Linked DNA regions of Mus musculus: region 1 is linked to region 2. Evidence: chromatin loops called from intact Hi-C (ENCODE). Cell type or tissue: heart. All regions are shown on one strand. Each heading gives the region's core, and the rest is flanking DNA. Links, peaks and the distances in the headings are about the cores only. Region 1 overlaps Vps13b (vacuolar protein sorting 13B). Region 2 overlaps Rgs22 (regulator of G-protein signalling 22).

The links. Peaks named below come from ENCODE experiments on the same cell type or tissue, not always from the same donor. Only the 100,000 strongest peaks of a DNase experiment are listed, where the experiment ranks them.
Region 1: it touches region 2 in a loop (2.2-fold over the local background); 10 of 42 quality-filtered maps call a loop at or near these places.

What each region holds. Positions count from the first base shown.
Region 1 is chr15:35,917,855-35,928,035 of GRCm38, reverse strand. Vps13b (vacuolar protein sorting 13B) reads right to left here. Exons shown (of 62, transcript NM_177151.4): 59 at 4,673-4,849; 60 at 2,630-2,732; 61 at 1,746-1,995. Among named protein-coding and RNA genes, the nearest start is that of Cox6c, 15 kb to the left of the region's middle. In heart, for the core only: no CTCF peak of the experiment used is centred there; no DNase peak of the experiment used is centred there; H3K27ac peaks cover 206 bases.
Region 2 is chr15:36,063,071-36,073,251 of GRCm38, reverse strand. All of the region lies in intron 14 of Rgs22 (regulator of G-protein signalling 22), which reads left to right. Among named protein-coding and RNA genes, the nearest start is that of Rgs22, 72 kb to the left of the region's middle. In heart, for the core only: a CTCF peak has its summit at 6,449; a DNase peak (open chromatin) is centred at 7,121.

The sequences.
Region 1 (10,181 bases), core at 4,231-6,730, 140 kb after region 2:
GCTTAGTGGGTTTCTTGAGGGACTGCTGAGTATCTGCCTCTGTAGCAGTCGTTCCTTCATCCCTAGGCATGAGCAGGTTTTGATGCTTCCATCTCTTTAGCTGGGTGAGTTCATAGCTTCAACCTTCAGTTTCTACAGGTCTCAGTCCCCTTCCCCTACTACCCTCAAATAGAGATGCAAATGAGGATGAAAATTAGACACCAGTAAAAGATCAATCTCATAGCTGAAGATCTGAAGTGTGTCTGTGCCAACTAAAGGCACACACACAAAATGGTCACAGATATTTCTTGGGACTTGGAGGTTTCTCTAGAACTAAGAACATGAAGACAGTGTTATTGTCTTTTGCCAAATCCTGTAGCCAGATCACTGTTGCTTTATTGTCAACTGGATCAGAAAATTTCTGGCAGAGCTAATAAAGTCAGCCTGGACATCTGACCCCTGTTTATTCCCAGAAAGTCATCAACTAAAAGCAGCAGTGCAGTATTGGTGCCAAATTCCAGCTTAAAGCCTGACTGATTATGGTCCAGGAAACGAGAGAGATCTTAGGAGAGGTTGTGGTTGGCTGCCTTCCATCTGCTCAGATAATTCTAGTATGAGGGAGACAGGATCCCATATCAGGACAAATATCATGAAAGAAGGAATTGGGCAGGCCCTGTGGGGATGGAGAGGGGGTAGTTTTGTAATCTTGGTTGTCACTCTTCAATTCCCCGCAAGGACTACCTCCATCTCATGGGAAAACAATTTCTAAAGAAACTTTGAAACCATCACCAGGGAGGTACACAGGAAGGGAGCAGTTTCCCAGTCAGTGTATCTGCTTATTATAGGTTGGACTGACTGGGTAATCAAGGCCACTCTGGTCAGGGCTCACTTTGGACTCCTGAGCATCTATTTTATGTAAATATTGCCAGGAGCTACTAGCTAGCACATCTAGAGTGCTGTCCCCAAAACCTAAGCTGTCCTCAGGAAGCACCCCTATTTACAGTACTGAGTCCTGTGTCATGCCCTTGTGGGACAAGGAAAACAGTTGCTGAATGTAAAACAGGAGAGACATATTCACTGAAGTTTACCAACCCTTGAGCTGGTCTAGGAACAGGGAAGGGGAACAACAGCAAAACCCCACCTCTTTTGTCAGTCTGCAAGCATTCAGCCTTCTGCCCTTGTACTGACTCCCTCCCTACACCCCTTAGCTTCAGCAGCCTTCTCTATCCCAGCACTTGTAGCTATCCTGTGTTGCATAGTCCAAAGGCCTCATTTGAATAGCAGTTGTGAGAACACTCACCCTTAAGTCTATTCTACCACCATCTTTTTTTGTTGTTTGTTTTTGTTTGTTGTTGTTGTTTTTTTTTGAGACAGGGTTTCTCTGTGTAGCCTTGGCTGTCCTGGAACTCACTCTGTAGACCAGGCTGGCCTCGAATTCAGAGATCCGCCTGCCTCTGCCTCCCAAGTGCTGGGACTAAAGGCGTGCGCCACCATGCCCGACATCTACCACCATCTTATTTCTAGTTCCTCACCCCTATGACAAATGAGTCATATTTCACAGAGAGACTCTCAGCCTGAGGCGAGTTCCTCTGACCATCTATTTGGTTTTTCTCTAAAGGGTTCAAAGCACTGCCTTCTACTCTACCTCAACTCCTTCACAATCCTTCCTGTCTCTCCTGGTCTCCTAGATGTCTAAGCACCAGTGATGAGGCTACATCTCAACTTCCTAAAAGCTAGCCCCAGTCATCCTGTTTTTGGAACTGTACCTCCACATCAGAGGCTACTCTTGGTTGCTTGAGCTGCACAGTGAGTAGGTTGTTTTGCTTGGTGTCCTGTGCACAGCTGATCTCTGTGATGGGGAAGGCTTGTTGTTGTGTGTCTTCACTGATGCTTACAACAAAGAGTACTTCTGATGTCAGCAGCAAGCACCCTTCATGCTCTTGGCCTGAACCCCTCACCAGAACCACATCCAAGGCCATGTGGACTTCTGGTCTACCCAAAGACTGAAGCATTTTCCTGTTTAAAAGGAAGAAGAGGTCAAGAGCAAGCCAGAAAGACCTTCACAACAGCTTTCACTGTTTATCAATGATTGGCGTATCCTCCACCCCCCCACCCAAAACCAAAAAACCAGCCATTCCCCATGGGCAAAGTAGACTGTTAACTTTAGCTTAGTATTTCTGTATTTGCTATAACTGGCTAAAAAAAAAAATTGGCAATTTTCAAGTTGGTTCTGGTCAAGTTGATTCTTGCTTCTGGAGAGAAGATTTCCTATGCTTCATTTAGCTATATTCTTCCCATGAGAAATGATACCCCAGTTAGAACTCTGGCTACCAGGGGGTCTTGATCCTTGCTTCAGGCCCAGATTTAAACAATGTGTATCCTTAAGACCAAGTAGAGGAGATGATTTTGTTTGGTCTTTGTTGCCCAAGCTGGCCTTGAACTGAAAATCTGCCTCTTAAGTGGTTCAACCATGACCAGCCCACAGAGCAGAGTTCTCTATCTAGGTTTAACCTGGAAAGAGCAGCCTTTCCCTGGAAATACCAGTGTCAAAAACAGCTGGTCCTTTGGTCTCCCCTGGACACATGTCCAAAGCCAGGGTCTGTCAGCAAACAGTGTAATATAAACTGAGCAAGTGGCTGAAGGATTTTACCAGACATATTTGACGTGGCTGTTTGGAGCCTGGTCAGCATATAGATGTGTTGGTTGGCACCGTTGTTTGGGAAGCTGAGAAAGTCCAGCTCCATGTAAAATACCTGCGGTGAGAAGCAAAAGAGGTTGACTACTTATTTTTTGGAAAACAGTTCTATGCTACAGCATGTTCTATCATAAGGCATTACAGATTCAAAACGAGGCCAATCTTTGGACGTAAGTGTAAACAACTGAGTCGCTAGGCTGATCTTGCCTTAGATGTACTTAACACTTAGAGCAGCAGTTTTGACCCTTTCACACAGATCGCCTAAGGCCATTGGAAAATGCAGATACTTACAACTCAAAACAGTAGCAAAATTATAGTTATGAAGTAGCAATGAATATAATTTTATGGTTGGGGGTCAGCACAACAGGAGGAACTGTATTAAACGCAGGGTCACAGCGTTAAGAAGGTTGAGAACCACTGGTCATGAATAGTATCTTCCATGCCATTTAAAACCTAGGTGTTTAAAAAGTATTACTTGACTTTGCTGCTTAATACAATATTTCTATCTCTGACATGAGTGTCTAAAAAACAAAAAGCCAGCTACGTACAAAGGCACATGGTTTGCCTAGATATAGTATTTAAATTTAAATGACTTAATCCAGCTGTTAAACAAGATTCTGTATACATTTATGAGTGCTCTTGGGACCTCTGGTTTATTACATGCTTTCTCTGGTGCCAGTACCAAGTGAGGGCACCCAGCAGCAGCCACATAAGCCTCCAAAGAGACTCTCCAGAACCAAAGATGGTACAGCATGTGTGCTTTCTGAGGGCTTGTAAATGTTTATAAACGAGGCATAGTCATTAGGCTAAGAGTTAGTGGTTTGTAAAACCTTCAGTGTGGTAATAAAAGTTTTACAAGAGTGATGGAAACCAAAAAGGCCATGTGAAGCTCTGCTCTGAGACGCTCTTACATAAGGCTGAGTTCCTAAGCCCTGGGAGCATGCTAAGAGACAATGGCATTTCTAAAACCCAGGCAACTTATGAAGTAGAGCTTTACTTCATTTGAGTTTGCAACAAAAAGAACACTTTTTTCTTAATAAGTAAGGGAGAGTTTAACTTTTCCACCTCTGAGATGTAGTAGTTTGTATTATCAGTTTCCCTGTGACTGAACCTGCCATCCACAGAAGATGGAAGTGGAGAGGTGAACAAAAGCATGGCTGTCAGTGTGGTCTCTCAAAGGATGCCCTGGATGTGTGCCCTGATGAGGCTCTTGTCAGGACTGAGGAGCACGATGCCTGCAATGATATGACCCGTTGATTGCCTGGCCAGATGTGCTCTCTGACAAGTGGGTGGCCCTTCCTGTGGTCTGAGATGTCAGCTAGCTCGTCTCTTGCCTGGATACATCAAGTTTTAAGTAGAAAGATAATTCTAATCACATGTTTACTGCAAGGTACTTTAATGTGCTCTGCTGAGAGTGCAGAAAGAAAGCAAGGGAAGACACAAGTACATTTGGGGGAATGTCCTGAAACTCTACAGCAAACCCCAGGTCTCCCAGCATCTGCTTGGGAAAAGGGATTTTAGCTGCACACTATGTGCCTTTACGCCCATTGGCCAGAAGACTTAGAACTGGAAGATGCAGCTGATCCCAAAGATGAGCGTGCATGCCTTCTCCTTCTCTCCACAGATGTCCTTCTGACTTAGGAAGGTCTGTCCACCCCAATTTATCCCAGAAGAGAGTAATCATCCTTTTCTGTTACCATGCTGTTTGGAATTTCTAACTTGTTATTTTTATTAACAAAATAAATAAATATTTTAAATTAAAATCTATTAATTGCACTGTAAAAAACTGGCATGGAATATCTGAAATTACTCATTGATGTTACTGCTTGGTAGTGTTCATACTCTGTAAGTAAACACTGGGATACAGAAAAGTGAGCTATTGTTTATTCATTTGCTGTCTCACCTTGTGCCCATGTGAAAGGCTAGATTCAGAGGACCCAAGTAGGAATGCACATTATTGAGTTGGCCTGATTGTTTATTTTTCTTAAACCTACTCACCGTAGCCAGTCTGTGACACAAGTTCTGCAGCTCCCCCAATGGGTTTGGTGAATACCCCCATGATTCCTTTCCCCACGCCTGAGATGACACCTTTGGCCTTATGTCCTGCTGAAGCCTGGGTCTCAGATGTTTTCTGAAAGTTCTGCATTGGCTGATCAACTATCCCAGCAATTGCACCTGAAATAACAAAAGCGTTCAGTGAGGACAGAGCTTAGATACTCTTAGTCTGGAGCTCAGTTTGCCCTAGAGTGAAATGACTCTCTACCCTCCTTAGGCGGTCTTATTTACTTATAATCTAAGTACGCTGAGGGACAGCTATACTAGAGGGTTCCTCATAAACAATGCTGAGATTGGGTTTGGTTCACAAGCTAGGACCTAGACGTTCGAGACTATTCCAGAGTGTTACCCGTGCGCTTTTCTGCAGAAAGAAGGGCACAGGTTTGGGAGAGAGCATTGTCATGAGAGCCTGCATAGCCTAATAGACTTGACTGTGTGGGTGTGGAGAAGGGTACCTGTGGAGGTGCTTTCCTCTAGTGCTTCCTGCCTTACTTCCTTGAGACAGGGAGTCCATAGCTTCTGAAGCTTGTGGTTTGGGCTAGGCTGGTGGGCCAATGAGCGCCCAGGATCTATCTGCTTGTCCCTCCCCTTTGTTGGGCTATAGTTAGTAGCTATGCCCTGCTATTTTACAGGGCTACTGGGGATTTCAACTGAGGTCCTTAGGATTCCACGGCAGGCACTCCTATTCACTGACCTAGTTCTCTTCTCCCAACTTAAAACAATTATTTTCTAATAATTCAACATTATCACTGCTAATATTTAATGAAAGTAATTATTGACAGATTATTTTTGTTATGGCTTGCCTATTAAGTGTTTATGAACTGAGCATTGTACAAAGGCCTCCATCCATGTGAGGTCATTTAATCCTTACAATCCTATTAGTAAGGCCAAGAGGTTGAGGGATTTTCCCAAGGCCGCACAACTATTGAGTGGCTGGGCCGGGATTTGAGTCCAAGGAGTTTGAGTTATTTGCTTATGCAGTTTATCAAACAGGTTCCTTGCTAATATTGAAAAAACAGTATTTCTGACTTGATTTGAGGTTTGGCTGTACTCTTGACTTCAGAGTAGCCAGGACACCACTGCCTGCCTCACACACTGCTGTGCTGATTTACCATTGGAGTGAACTGAAGGCAGGTTACAAATGAAAGGCGTCCCTCTGCCACCCATTCATTGTCTAACTTCAGGGGTTATTGAAAAGGTCAGGAAAGGGCTTGTGGGTCCTGACTTCACCACACAGCAGAGGGCTCCTCAACTCAGCAGAGATTGTATTTATAATTCCTGACAGCTCCTTGTTTTCAGACTGACCCTGGCAGGAATAATGCAAATGTACAACCCCTTGGTAGAGATTTTAGTGCATGTCAAATCCCATTATTCCAAATGGCACCAATTCAAAGTCTCTGGGGGTAAAAGGAGATTTCCAGGTCTCCGTTAATGACCTGCTAATTTCAAGCAACACTTCATTGAGCAAAATACACTGAAATAAAAGACTAGTTCCTTCAGATCATATCCAAGGGCATGGCTTTTCACAGGTTGCAGCCACTTGGTTTTTAACAGAGACATTTAAGTTTATGAATTGGCAGATTAGGAATTTGCCAGAGGCGACAGCCTAGGGTAATACTACCCCAGCCTAAAGAAGTGATGGACTGAGGGAGACAACAGCTTCCAGTGGCCCAGTGTGTCTGTGCTCCTAAGCACAGTGTCACGCAGGAGTGCTAGAAAGCAGCCTAGGCAACTGGGCTGTCAGTGGTTGAGAAGAATCCTTCAGCTGAAGGATGGCGGGCTTGTCTGCTCTCCACTTGAACGAGCAACAAGCCCTGGGCTTGGAGTCTTTGTTTCGCAGTGGTTTGTGGAGTGTTTCTGAGTCATTACAGAGGCAAGGGTAGCTTTGACTTCCCGGTCCTTATGTCTGCACCTAAGAGCTCAGGTAAGTAATTGGAAGTACAGCAAATTGTTGCCAATGTTTCTGCTGGGAAGCCCTTTTCCAAGTGTGGCTTTCATGATAGCTGCTATTGACTTGGGTTGGGGGTAGGTGTCTGCCTCATTTAGGATCTTCCTCCATTTCCCTATCATGTGTCAGACCTAACCTATGTAAGGAACATGCCCTTTATAGATGATAATACCCACATGGGGTGCTCGCTTCTGTCCCCTTTAGTGTAAAGAGGTACCTCAGTGAAACTCCCTTGATTTCTGCCTTTTTGTATTTACTGAAGGCTCCAATTGCAGTGGCTTTGATAGACGCACTACTGGGACAGCCAGAAAAGACTCACTCTAAGACAAAGTGGTATATCCTGCCTGTTAGAGAAGGATTCGTCAGGTCACTTGCCTCCAGTCCAGTCCCAGACTACAATGGTACCAGCCACCCTCAGACAGCTCACTGACCACCAGGTGCCATGGGCTCCTGCTTTGTACTAATAATAGTATTGAGAACAGAGGCTCTGAAGATGAACAGCAATCCCATCGTCTGTAAATCTGGCTGGAGGGAGGCAGCTTCTCAGGGCTTTAGGAGGCCAAGTCCCATAACTGTTAAATTACTTACTGTCATGCTCTCTACTCTAAGGCTTTGGGTAGTGGAAACCGATCTCAAGAACTGTCTGTTGGCAACGGGCCTGTGGAGTAGGTGGCCACACGGAGAGTGCTATAATGTGATGAAGTGAGTGGAGGAGGCAGGAGGGCACTGTGGGTGGGGCACACACTGTGGACTGAGCCAGGCCTGAGTGGGGCCTCGCAGCGGTTTCCATGCTCTAAGCTGTGGGAGGCCTGTCCTGAAGAAACAAGGAACTACTGAGTGCTTTCTTCTCCTCTTCTGACTTGCCCTGGAATCAAGGGCACTTGCTACTAATCTATTTTGATGGCAGCTTATCACACAATGCAGGCTTGTTGCTTTTGTTGTTGTTCACAGTAGTGGTATAGGTTTAAGCTAGGACACCATGCTGCTGGGGTATCTACAAGTGAGACCTGCACAGTGCTTGGGGCCAGCTTTTCTTGTCAGAGCAGATAATCAAACCAGGAAGCAATTAAACTTGAATCTGTCAATCTGCAAGTCCCAAATAAAAACCCAACTTCTGGTAGCAGGTTTGATGTCCAAGGGACTCCACAAGTGTACCTCCTCGTTTGCTCTTGATCTAACTAGTATAGGCCTGTTCTGTTGGGATTCTGAAAGCTCCAGCTCCTCCCCTTCCTCCTGGTGTGAAAAATAGAGGTGGACTCAGCACAACAGCATCAGTTCAGCTGGGCAGCAGTTCCCTTGGTGGGTGGAAGAGCCAGGGCTTAGGGGACCGTGGCAGAACTGGGACATGGAGGTAGCCGTCTTTTCCCAGGTAGGCTCTAGGGCACAGAAGTGTGTGTGGCATTCGGGGAAGTGAGGTGGATCTGGCATGTGTAAGCAAAGCCTGTGCCAATTCTGCAGGCCCACAGTTTCCAAACATAAATTAAAGCGCGTGCAAAAGCCCTGGTGGCCTCACAGACTTGGAGCCACATAGCTTGAAGTAGCTACAGAAGTCTTTGGGCTTTCAAGTGCTTCATAACACTCGTGTCCCCAACAGGGCAAAAAGGGGGCGCATTTAGGGGAAACGCATTTCTCCTGCCCTTGGAACTCTCAGTTGTTTACTGTCCTGTTCTGATTGTTTCTAGGTGGGGAGCCCTGAGAGAAGGTGGTATAAAGGTTCTTGCTGGGTAGCCACTAAAATTTAACACCAATACTGTTAATATGGAGAATAAAAAAGGAGGTAAAGTGTTTGGTCAACCAAAGACATGCTATAAATAAATTCTCATTAACAGAGTGCTTATCTAAAGAAAAATCTGTGCAGCTAGAACTGCAGTCCTCACTGTGGGCTTCAATTATTATATAACAACCTCAGTAAGGCACTGAGTTACATGTGGCAATTTTAAATACTTTCTGGGGACCAATTTGAAATGGTGACATTGAAACTTGCTTGTTTCTCTTCTTCCTGGCACACATCTGGTATGTTGGGACCAGGCATTATAGGACAGCTTGTATATTCTGTGACATAGACAGGCTCTTGAACCCTTGGAGGAAAGGAAGTCACTTTACCCCAGCTGGAGCCATTCATTGTAAACTCTGAAAAGTCCAGAAATGTTGGCAGCTCTGGAGGGAGTAGGTATTAGTCTGGATTGGGTCCCGGGGGCCCAAGATGGCTAGTATTAGGGCAACTGAGAGTAGGAGTAGGGAAGACGTTTACCTGGGAGTAGGAGAGGCAGACAGCACATGAAACTATTGCCGTCCTCAGCCCAGTGGAGGTTAGTCAGTAAGACATCACGAAAGCTTTCTACCAGAGGAAGTTAGACAGTGGCCAGAGCTTTTCCTTCTGGGAAGAGTATGGAATCTTGGGGCCAAAAGGGAGTCAGGACAAGGATGGAGACAGCCTGTGACAGTCAGCTCAGATCTCTTAGATAGGTGAAGAAAGCAATCATTTCCAAAGGAAAGGACATTTAAGGCAACAATTTTAGCTTAAAATAATCCAAAGTCTCCAAATAACAAGCTTGTGCCCCCCAAGATAACTTTATTATTATTGATAACTACTTCTGGACAGAGTATCTTCATTGGACTAAACTTCCCCAAGAATGTGCCTGTGGTTGCTCAAATGCTACTCTTGAGTCAGGACAATGTTTAGTCTCTATGATTGCAGAATATAGCACTAATTAGTTTCGACTCTGTGTGTGCCCTGTGGCCCCTACCTGTTCATTGTTTCTAACAACTGTATTATCAGCTCCAGTTTATAAACAAATCCAGGATTAAAGAAGTTAAACACTTACCTAAGGTCACAAAGAATGGACTTGGGAAAAAAAAGAAAGAAAAACACCGAGCGTGGTGGCGCACACCTTTAATCCCAGCACTCGGGAGGCAGAGGCAGGTGGATCTCTGAGTTCGAGGCCAGCCTGGTCTACAAAGTGAGTTCCAGGGCAGCCAGGGCTACACAGAGAAACCCTGTCTCAAAAAACAAAAACAACAACAACAACAACAAAAAACAAACAAAGAAAGGACTTGGATAACCTATCTTGGAGTCCAGGGCCCTGAGGGACACAGTCTACCCACTGCCACACCGTCCTCCCCAAAGCAAGCAAGGGGACTGCTGGTTTACCTACTGGCCCCACTTTCCACTCATTATCAAATGACATACCCCACACCACAAACTGTTAGTGCTTAACTAGTCTCTGGCAAGTCAACCTGCACTTGTAACATTGTACCACTTCCTCCCACAGAGAAGTTCCTCTGTGCTGGTGAGGCTCTGCACTGCACAGACACCAGAACAAGGGAGGAGGAAACCTTTCAGGCTCATCTCTTCCACTCTGGCCTCTACACTTCCACGGTCACTTTGATCTCTACACTACATACTCCCTCAGATGCTAGAAAGGCAGGGTGCCAAGCAGTATAGTTTTAAATTCCTTTGAAAGCAAATAAACAAAAACACCCTTGAAAAATCCTGCTCTGTAA
Region 2 (10,181 bases), core at 5,074-7,573:
CGGAAAAGCAAGATTCAGATCTAAAATCACTTCTCATGATAATAATAGAGGACTTTAAGAAGAACATAAATAACTCCCCAAAATACAGGAGAACACAGGTAAATAGCTAGAAACCCTTAAAGAGGAAACACAAAAATCCCTTAAAGGATTACAGGAAAACACAATCAAACAGGCAAAGGAAAGGAACAAAACCATCCAGGATCTAAAAATGGAAATAGAAACAATAAAGAAATCACAAAGAGAGACAACCTTGGAGTTAGAAAACCTAGGAAAGAGATCAACAGTCATAGATGAAAGCATCACCAACAGAATATAAGAGATAGAAGAAAGAATCTCAGGGGCAGAAGATACCATAGAAAACATTGACACAACAGTCAAAGAAAATGCAAAATGCAAAAAGCTCCTAACCCAAAACATCCAGGAAATCCAGGTCACTATGAGAAGACCAAACCTAAGGATAATAGGTATAGAAGAGAGCAAAGATTTCCAACTTAAAGGGCCAGTAAATATCTTTAACAAAATTATAGAAGAAAACTTCCCTACCCTAAAGAAAGAAATGCCCATGAACATACAAGAAGCCTACAGAACTCCAAATAGATTGGACCAGAAAAGACATTCCTCCTGTCACATAATAATCAGAACACCAAATACACTAAACAAAGAAAGAATATTAAAAGCAGTAAGGGAAAAGGGTCAAGTAACATATAAAGGCAGACCTATCAGAATTACACCAGACTTCTCACCAGAGACTATGGAAGCCAGAAGATCCTGGGCAGATATCATACAGACCCTAAGGGAACACAAATGCCAGCCCAGGTTACTGTGCCCAACAAAACTCTCAATTACCATAGATGGAGAAACCAAAGTATTCCATGACAAAACCAAATTCAAACAATATCTTTCCATGAATCCAGCCCTGCAAAAGAAAGTAGATGGAAAACATCAACACAAGGAGTGAATCTACACCCTAGAAGAAGCAAGAAAGTAATCTTTCAACAAACCCACACAAACATAATTCCACCTCTAACAACAAAAATAACAGGAAGTAACAATCACTTTTCCTTATGAAAATTAATATTGCCAACATATCCTAATCGATTGAAATTCAAAAATATGAGGTATTAGAAATGTGTTGGTTGTCATCCAGTGATCTCTCTAATTTATTAATTCAAGGACTAGGTCCAATATTGTACAATCCATATACACTTTCTGCTTGTTTGTACATGACAGGGTCTTGCTGTGTGCTACATAATGGTCTTGAAATCATGCTTTTCCTATCTCTGTCTCTCTATTAGTAGGATTGTTTATTTGATGTTTTTACTCTATACTATGGTTTTTCAGAACAGTTTACTTATTTCAAAATTATTTATACAGCCAAAAGAAATGTAGACAGTTAATTTGGAAGGTGGCTTGTAAGAGAACAGCAAAGAGTGAGGCTGAAGGCTTTGCTTGATATAATTACTGTATCCATTTTGAAGAAGAGGACTTTATAAGTTACTCTTATTCTGAGATGAATGATTTTCAAAATCATCACAGCCAAGGAACCACAATCTTACGCTCACCTAACATCTGTACCACCCTCCAAGCAGAACCATTGTTCACTGAAACAGTTGATGAATGACTTCATGGATAGATCATCTTAATACATACACCATTTCTTAAATGAATGTGACCTGTTCCCTGCGGGCTGAGAATGACGACAATCACTCAAGTCAAATAGCTTTGAACATAGCAGGAAATCTGTATCCAAAAGTGGTGCCTACAATTCATTCCTTGGCACAGCAGAACTGTCAACTCTTAGCTTAGCTACTATGGAGGTAAAATCCTTTGGTGATGTGAGGGACATTCAAGTACAGCCTTATTACAATGAACTCCAATGTCCAAAAATTGTTCTTATTTTGGGTTTGTACCATAGTAAGAGCCAAGATTTTAAGCTCTACTAAAAACAAAACAAAACAAACAAACAAAAGACTATCTATTTATGTTCATTAAAAAAACTAATAGTGATATATTATTTTAAAACATCATACAGTTAATATATTTGGAGTTATTTAAAATTTATATTGAGAAAATGTATTTTCAGTATTGCTGTAGACAAGCATCTACATAAGACTGTTCAATTGATTGCTTTATATCAAACAACTTTTACAATACTCAATTTTATTTGTTATAATATTGTATACATTTTAAAGAATATGATAAAAAAAAGAAAGGTACAGCAGGTATTGAAGGGGGTCTCTGGAGGAGTTGGGGTACAAAAGGGAAAGAAGAATGTGATGTAAGTCTTCTATTTACTCAAAATATGTTTTTAAATGTTAACAAATTCAGAAAATTGAAATTATGTACCTTTTCTCATCATAATGCAATAAAACTTAAGTCAAAAAATAAATCTTTTAAAATATATTAGAAATGAGAGACCTATTTCATTTTCTGTAATTTTTGAGCCAAAAGCATCTCTCCTTTTAGTCTTATTTAATACAAAATAAATCTTTCTTTGATGGCAACCCCTTACTTAAAAAAACGGTTCTGTTCCACTTTGCTCGTATCAACACCTTCAGACTAAATATGAGGTCTTTCCAGTCTTTCAGCCACAGTGAGGCTCCATCTTGACAATGGGAAGTCCCATTCCTGGCAGTTCCCTCCACCCACTGACTTGACCACACTCCCTGTGTAAGAGACTGCTTCTGTCTCGCATCCCTACAATGGCGTCCCTTAGGAGGCCCAGTAACTAAGTTCAATCACCTGACTTTGGGGTTCAGAACACTGTCATCAACTTTGAGGGAGGAGATCAAGGTTGATGTTGTTTCTTTTCCTCCCTTTCTACCTTACTTTTGGAGTCAGGGCCTCTCACTGAGCTTGAAGACCCCAGCTTAACTCTCAGAAGCTGGCTGGCTGGCTGGCTACCCCAGTGCTGGCATTGTGGATGTGTACAGTCACAGTGGGCACTGGGATCTAAAGTCAGGTCTTGAAAGCCCCTGTGACAAGTGTCTCACCACAGACCCATCTTCCCAGGTGTATTGTGTTCCCAACAGCACAGAAGCTGAGCTGGCAGAAGTCAAAAGACCTACATTCATGCACCGGTGGCTTTAGTCTAGGAAGCCTTAGTTGTAATATGGTGCGGGATCTGCTCACAGACCAGGGCAGAAAGTGTTTACTGCTTTCCTTAATCCTGTGGGCCGATCCGCGACAGTGTGGATTGGTCAGGATAACCGTCCTGTCCTGAGGAATTCTCCCAGAGTTGATGTATTTGTCCCCCTAGCTGTTGCTGCTCTTGCTCTACAGGTGACCAAGACAAACTGAATAGCAATTAGGCCAGCAATTAAAAACATGATCCTTAGCCTAGAGACTTTTACTGAGATGCCTAACAAAGCGCACACAGCTGTGGACCCCAGACCTCTTCCTATCACGGTTGGAGAGCATTCTCTGCCTTTTCCATTTTTGAGGAAGCCAAAGAAAGGTTAGAGAAGAAAAAGTCCAGGCAGACCCTTTCCGGTAAAGCTTGTGTTGCCCTGGGAACATTTCCCAGTGACGTATGAGCTCACTTTAGCTTTACCCAAACCTTGGGTGTTACCATAAACTCATTTGGAGAAAAAAACGAAGGTGACATAAGAGGAGTGGTGTGGAGGAGTCTTCCTCCCCCATCCATCATCGTAACTGTTAACTCCTCTCGTCGATCTACACACTTCAGGGTGGTCCTGACATTTTCACAAAAGTGCTATGAGCTAAGAGCTTCTCTAGACAGGCGTGTGTTTCCAGGTGCACTGACAGAACTCATTGCTTCCTTATTGAGCAGCCGCATTGCCAAGCTGTGTTTCCTCAAAGATGAATGGACGCTGGTGAGGGGTGAGGTTGGATGTGAGGGATTGTGGGAACTCATGGGCCTCCTTATAGCTTTATGGTAAATTTCAGTGTCCTGATAGTGAGGTTTCTTGAGTGTTTGAATTACTCTTCAATTCTGTTGCCTTGGGCTTTTTTTGTTACAGAGAGATGGTGTCCCCAGTAGCAGACAGGCTTGCATTCCTAGGCACTGTGAATCACTGAGCAGTCAGCAGGGTTGTTTTGCATCCATTTCTGCTGCTTTGCTGGTGCAGTGGATTCAGGGTGAGCATGCACAGTGATGGGCTCTCTGCCTCACAGGCACTATCTAGTCACCACTGGGGTTTGTCCCAGCTGCCTGATGCAGCCTGAAGATTCTGCAGACATTATGCATAGAAAACAGTGAGCCTCAGAGAAATCCCCCTGACCCCTTATCCAGGAAAAGGCTGTACCTAGCTTTGTCTGGACCGTGGTTACCATTACATATGCCAGCTGTGTAATACTATCTCTTAGGTTCTATGGCAATAAATTTATATGCTGGTCTAATTCTTTTTTTTAAACAATTTTTATTAGATATTTTCTTCATTTACATTTCAAATGCTATCCCAAAAGTCTCCTATACCCTCCCCTCACCCTGCTCCCCAACCCACCCACTCCTGCTTTCTGGCCCTGGTATTCCCCTGTACTGGGGCATATAATCTTTGCAAGACCAAGTATCACTCCTCCCAATGATGGCCGATTAGGCCATCTTCTGCTACATATGCAGCTAGAGACATGAGCTCAGGGGATACTGGTTAGTTCATATTGTTGTTCTTCCTATAGGGTTGCAGACCCCTTCAGCTCCTTGGGTACTTTCTCTAGCTCCCTCCATTGGGGGCTCTGTGTTCCATCCAATAGATGACTGTGAGCATCTACTTTTGTATTTGCCAGGCACTGGCATAGTCTCACAAGAGACAGCTATATCAGGGTCATGTCAGCAAAATCTTGCTGGCATATGCAATAGTGTCTGGGTTTGGTGATTGTTTATAGGATGGGTCCCCGGGTGGGGCAGTCTCTGAATGGTCCTTCCTTCCGTTTCAGTTCTGAACTTTGTCTCTGTAGTAAAATGGGGTATTTTGTTCCCCATTCTAAGGAGGGATGAAGTATCCACACTTTGGTCTTCCTTCTTCTTGAGTTTCATGTGTTTTGCAAATTGTATCTTGGGTATTCTAGGTTTCTAGACTAATTAATATCCACTTATCAGTGAGTACATATTTAATGACTTCTTTTGTGATTGAGTTACCTCACTCAGGATAATATCCTCCAGATACATCCATTTGCCTTAGAATTTCATAAATTCATTGTTTTTAATAGCTGAGTAGTACTCCATTGTGTAAATGTATCACATTTTTTGTATCCATTCCTATGTTGAGGGACATCTGGGTCCTTTCCAGCTTCTGGCTATTATAAACAAGGCTGCTATGAACATAGTGGAGCATGTGTCCTTATTACCAGTTAGAACACCTTCTGGGTATATGCCCAGGAGAGGTATTGCTGGATCCTCCGGTAGTACTATGTCCAATTTTCTGAGGAACCGCCAGACTGATTTCCAGAGTGGTTGTACCAGCTTGCAATCCCACCAGCAATGGAGGAGTGTTCGATTTTCTCCACATGCTCGACAGCATCTTCTGTCACCTGAATTTTTGATCTTAGCCATTCTGACTGGTGTGAGGTGGAATCTCAGGGCTGTTTTGATTTGCATTTCCCTGATTAAGGAGCTGGTCTAATTCTTAATAAACCTGAGAGGGAGGTATTTTTGTTACCCCCTCCCACCCCAATCCTGTAGTTTAGAAAACACTTTCCCATGGGCATTTTCTAGCCGTCCTTGGAATTAGAATTGAGTGCTACAACTCTAGACCTGAACTGCGAGCTGCCATTTTATTACCAATTTCCCTTCACATGTGTCTATTACCTTGCTTAATCTTTCACTTTAATATTTTGAAATATCCTTGTGAGCATTACAGGTTAATTGTCACCCTGGACCTTTCCCCTTCAGACCTGTGAGTCTGTGTGGATAATCCTTGTGCTCATGTATATTCAGGACTGGAAGTGGCTTGTGTTAATGAATGAGGTGACCCACTGGCAATGCTTGGATTCTCAGTAACATGCTGAATGTGTAGTCACAGTTACAGTATTCTTCTACAGTGGTCACTGACAACTCTTCTGTTTGGCTGTGAAGCGGCTTACTGACTCCTTAGACCCATCTTACCAATCACCCCCAGCCTGGCTTTCCAGACACGATGACTTGGAGTTTATACTCCAAGTCTGATTTTAGTATGTTCCTCAGGAACAATAGTGAAATCTCCTCCCCTCTTCTTACCTCACTCAAATAACGGAAGTCACGGAAGCAGACCTTGACTGTTCCCAGCTCACCAGCCTGAGATGGCCGGTCCTTACTCAGCCTGACGTATTTACTGGAGAGAATATTTGTAGGGTAAAGAGCTAACTTGTGCTCTTTGCTTGTGCTCTTCAGTGGCAGGCAGGTGACCTGCTGTCTGCATGCTTGCCTTTCATGCAGTGACAGTGACAGGGCTAATGGTGCCTTTTGTTGCAACACCAGCTGGCCTGATGACTGTCGTTCTCATCAGAGCCACTTGGAGGCCAGCTTTACTAAGATGTGGCTGCATCCTAGTGAGACAAGTCTTGACTTTTAAACCAAAAGAGTAACTAGAATCTTGTTCCTGTTGAATTGTTGTTCACTGATTTCTTTATTTTCAGAGGTTAAATATTTCATTTAAATAAATGCTGATTTTGTTAAATTTTTTAAATAAAATATTAGATGATAAAATCCGTGGGCAATTTAGATTGCTTTTGACTGTTTGATAGGATTTTTTTAAGCTCTTTGTCTATTTACTCCACGGTATACTTGATTAATTGGTTTTGCTCAAAATGTCTTAAGCAATGGCTGAAGTCAGTCTTGAAACTCCCAATTAATTTTTTCCCTTGAGTTTATGGTTTGTTTCTGGCTTTTTTTTTTTTTAAGCATGTTCTGATTTCTTCCTCTGATTTTTCATTTTTTCAAAACAAATTTGAGCAAGTATTCCTCTGTTACTGGATTAGCATTCTCTGGAGGTTTTTTTTTTTTTTTTTTTGCTCCGAGTTCTCATTAATCAGGGCTGAGTCGAGGCCAGGAACCAGCGGCTGATTGTCTTCACATTGTCTGTCTTTTGGCAATCCCACCTCATGCTGATCTCAGCCTGGGTGCAGTTGCAATTCCTAGATCCCAGTCTTCGGGATTCCTAGCTGAATAGTGCAAGGTTCTTCACACTCGAGTCCATCTGTGCAAAGCTTCCTCTGTAATTCGTTGTCTGGCGCTGCTCTCAGTAATGTTTTTGAGCTCCTATTGGGATGTGAGAAGTCATTAAAACCATCATTTTTTCCTCCTTTTGCAGAATAAAAAGGTTGGGTTGCTTGGTGTTTTCTTTCTCTGCCTCATATGAACTCAGGTCACAAGGTTCTGAGCCTGCTAGAGCTGTGAGTGGTTGTAAAAACACACTTCTCTTTTTGCCAAATTTTATGATCTCTGAAAGTGCCTGGTATTGAGGTATTCATATCTGTGTTATAAACACTCCAAGAGCTCCCTTTGCCTTTAGCTTTGGGGAACAGTTTGATCCCAGTGTTCTATATAAATTCCAAGAGCAGAGAGTGACTGAGCACAGTTGAGAGGTTCCTGTGTTCCTCTGCCACTGGCCCTCAAGCTCAGCCATTGTTCAGCTGTCACAGCTGAGCACACAGCCACTTGCTGTGCTGAAGGTGATCTGTGAAGAGTTGGTTCCGAGGCAGGACAGGCTCTGAGTTAAGACCCAACAATATGAATTTTATTTCTCTTCATGCTTTGCTGCTTCCTTTTTATACATTCTCAGGAGGACAAATGGACAAGTTCTCTCTTGCTGCATCCTTACCTCTTCTGACTCATCTACCAGGCTGAAGTAAAGTCAGCGTTTGAAGTTTAACTCTGCCCTTGTCTGGGCACTGTTCAGAATGAGAAGAGACCAATGTAAAGACGCTCTTATTAGCTCTTCTCCGGATTCTTCTCCGGATGGCTTTACTCCGATCAAAGTACTAAGAGGAACTGTATTATGGTCCACATTTTCAAAACTGGGGATAAATTAAACAGTCTGTAAGGAACGTGTTATAAATTGGCATGTGATGGTGGGATGTGGTGTATTCTAGCTATGTGGCTTTACCCCCAGAAAGTGTTAGAACTAGGTGATGTCATCTACTGCTCACCCCCAGTCCTGTTTTCTGTCTTTTAGTCCTGGTACAAAAAGAGAACTATCGTGCTTTTGTGTGAGTGAATGCTTAGCACCCAACAGTCCTGGCAGGAGGGTAGCCTGCACTCATGCCTGAGGGTAAAAACTCAGCTTAGGTGGTTTCCAGCTCCTGATATGACCAGGCGGGCGTGCACAGCAGCACACCACCATACCCTGGTTCCACCAGATAGTACACAGGCAAATGGCATCACAGCTGTGAATGGTAGTGAGAGTTATTGGGAGCACTGAGTTTTAAGTGTTCACTATCTTCAATTTTAATATAATTTCTATAATTAAAAGGTTATATAATTTAACTTTTGATAATGACTAAATTTAATAATTCACAAAAATTTCCAAAAGTTTTTGTTTTGCTCCCATGAGCTGGGCCAAGCCAGCATACCATTCTCCTGATGGAGGGAGAGAGGACAGAGAAGGCTCATCCTGATCCTTTTTTTTTTTTTTTTTTTTTTTTTTTGGGTTTTCGAGACAGGGTTTCTCTGTATAGCCCTGGCTGTCCTGGAACTCACTCTGTAGACCAGGCTGTCCTCGAACTCCGAAATCCGCCTGCCTCTGCCTCCCAAGTACTGGGATTAAAGGCGTGCGCCACCACGCCCAGCGATCCTCTCCATTTTAAGTTCCCTTAACACTAGAGCTGGAAACCCTGACTCTCCACCTTCAGAATTTCACCTTCATTTTGGAAACTGTTTAGTGGCCCCTTGTTTGTACCTCTCAAAGATGGTACCTAACCTTTGCTCCATGATTAGCAAGTCCCCCATAGTTTGCTTACTATAAACTTTAAAGGGAGTTGATTAAAACCAAAAACATCAAAGCAGTGAGATGGCTCAGCAGTTAAGAACACTGGCTGCTCTCTCAGTTCTGAGTTCAATTCCCAGCAACCACATAGTGATCATCTTTAAAGGGATCTGATGGCCTCTTCTAGCACATAGGTGTGCATACAGACAGAGCACTCCTATATTTAAGAAAATACATAAATAAATATGTTAAAAACAACAAGATACTTGGCAAGCAGACTTTATACATTTGTACCCCAGAGATTTTCCTTCTTTTTTCTTTACATGACGTGGCCACAGGTGCCCTGCCCCCTCCTGTCTGGGGCCCGGCAGGATCTGCTGACACTCAAGCACAGGGGAGTGTAGCTGTAGGAGGTGGCAACTGCAGACAGGCTTTTATTTCTGTAACTCCTTTGCTAGGCATCTTGGGAAACTCCTAGAAGATTGTGAAAGACACATGTCAAACTACCTCCTGCTGACCTTATGAGCTTTAAAAAAAAGGACCTCTTGGTGATACTGCTCACTGAAATGTAAGTGGTCTCTCCTGACCTCTGTGTTACTTTGCCCAATGATGTTGACAATCTGCTGGTTATTGGGTTTTAAATCAGCACACTACGTGTTTATGGGCATATTGGGATTTGATATGGGCACCCCTAATGCAATGAGCAAGGCAGGCTAATTAGCATGCCCATCATTCTGCACAGCCATCATTTCTTTGTGTTGATAACATCAAAGGAAAATCTATGCTAGTGTCCTCTATGTCTGCCTGCCCATCTCCTCTGCCAGATGTCCTGTGAGCTGGTGTTACAGTCTCATGGCATGTGGGTTTGGAAATATCTTCCAGTTTTAAAGTTTTCTATCTCTCTCTCTCACTTCAGTCCCAAGCTGGCAGTGACAGTCAAACATCATGCAATGCAGGCAGTCTTATTAAGACACACACACCGAAGCCTAGAGTACCTCAGAAGGAAGCATGTGAGACCTATCCACTAACACAAAGGACAGCTGGGGGCGGGGGGTGGGGGTGGGGGACAGGGACTTAGCATGTGTGGTGCCCGGTTTGCTAGTGTTCTTGACTCTGCCTTTTAAGGCTGAAACACATCTGCCAGGCGGCGGCAGCTCCTCAGGCTCCTCCCCAGCACTGCTTGCCTTGAGCACACGAGAATGCTTTGCTCCACACTTCATCCGTGTACACGCCTAGAACTGGAATCTCACTCCACAGAGTCATCAGCTAGTATTTGGTAGAAAGAAAAATCCAACTAGCCCAGCTATGGGATGTCACTGT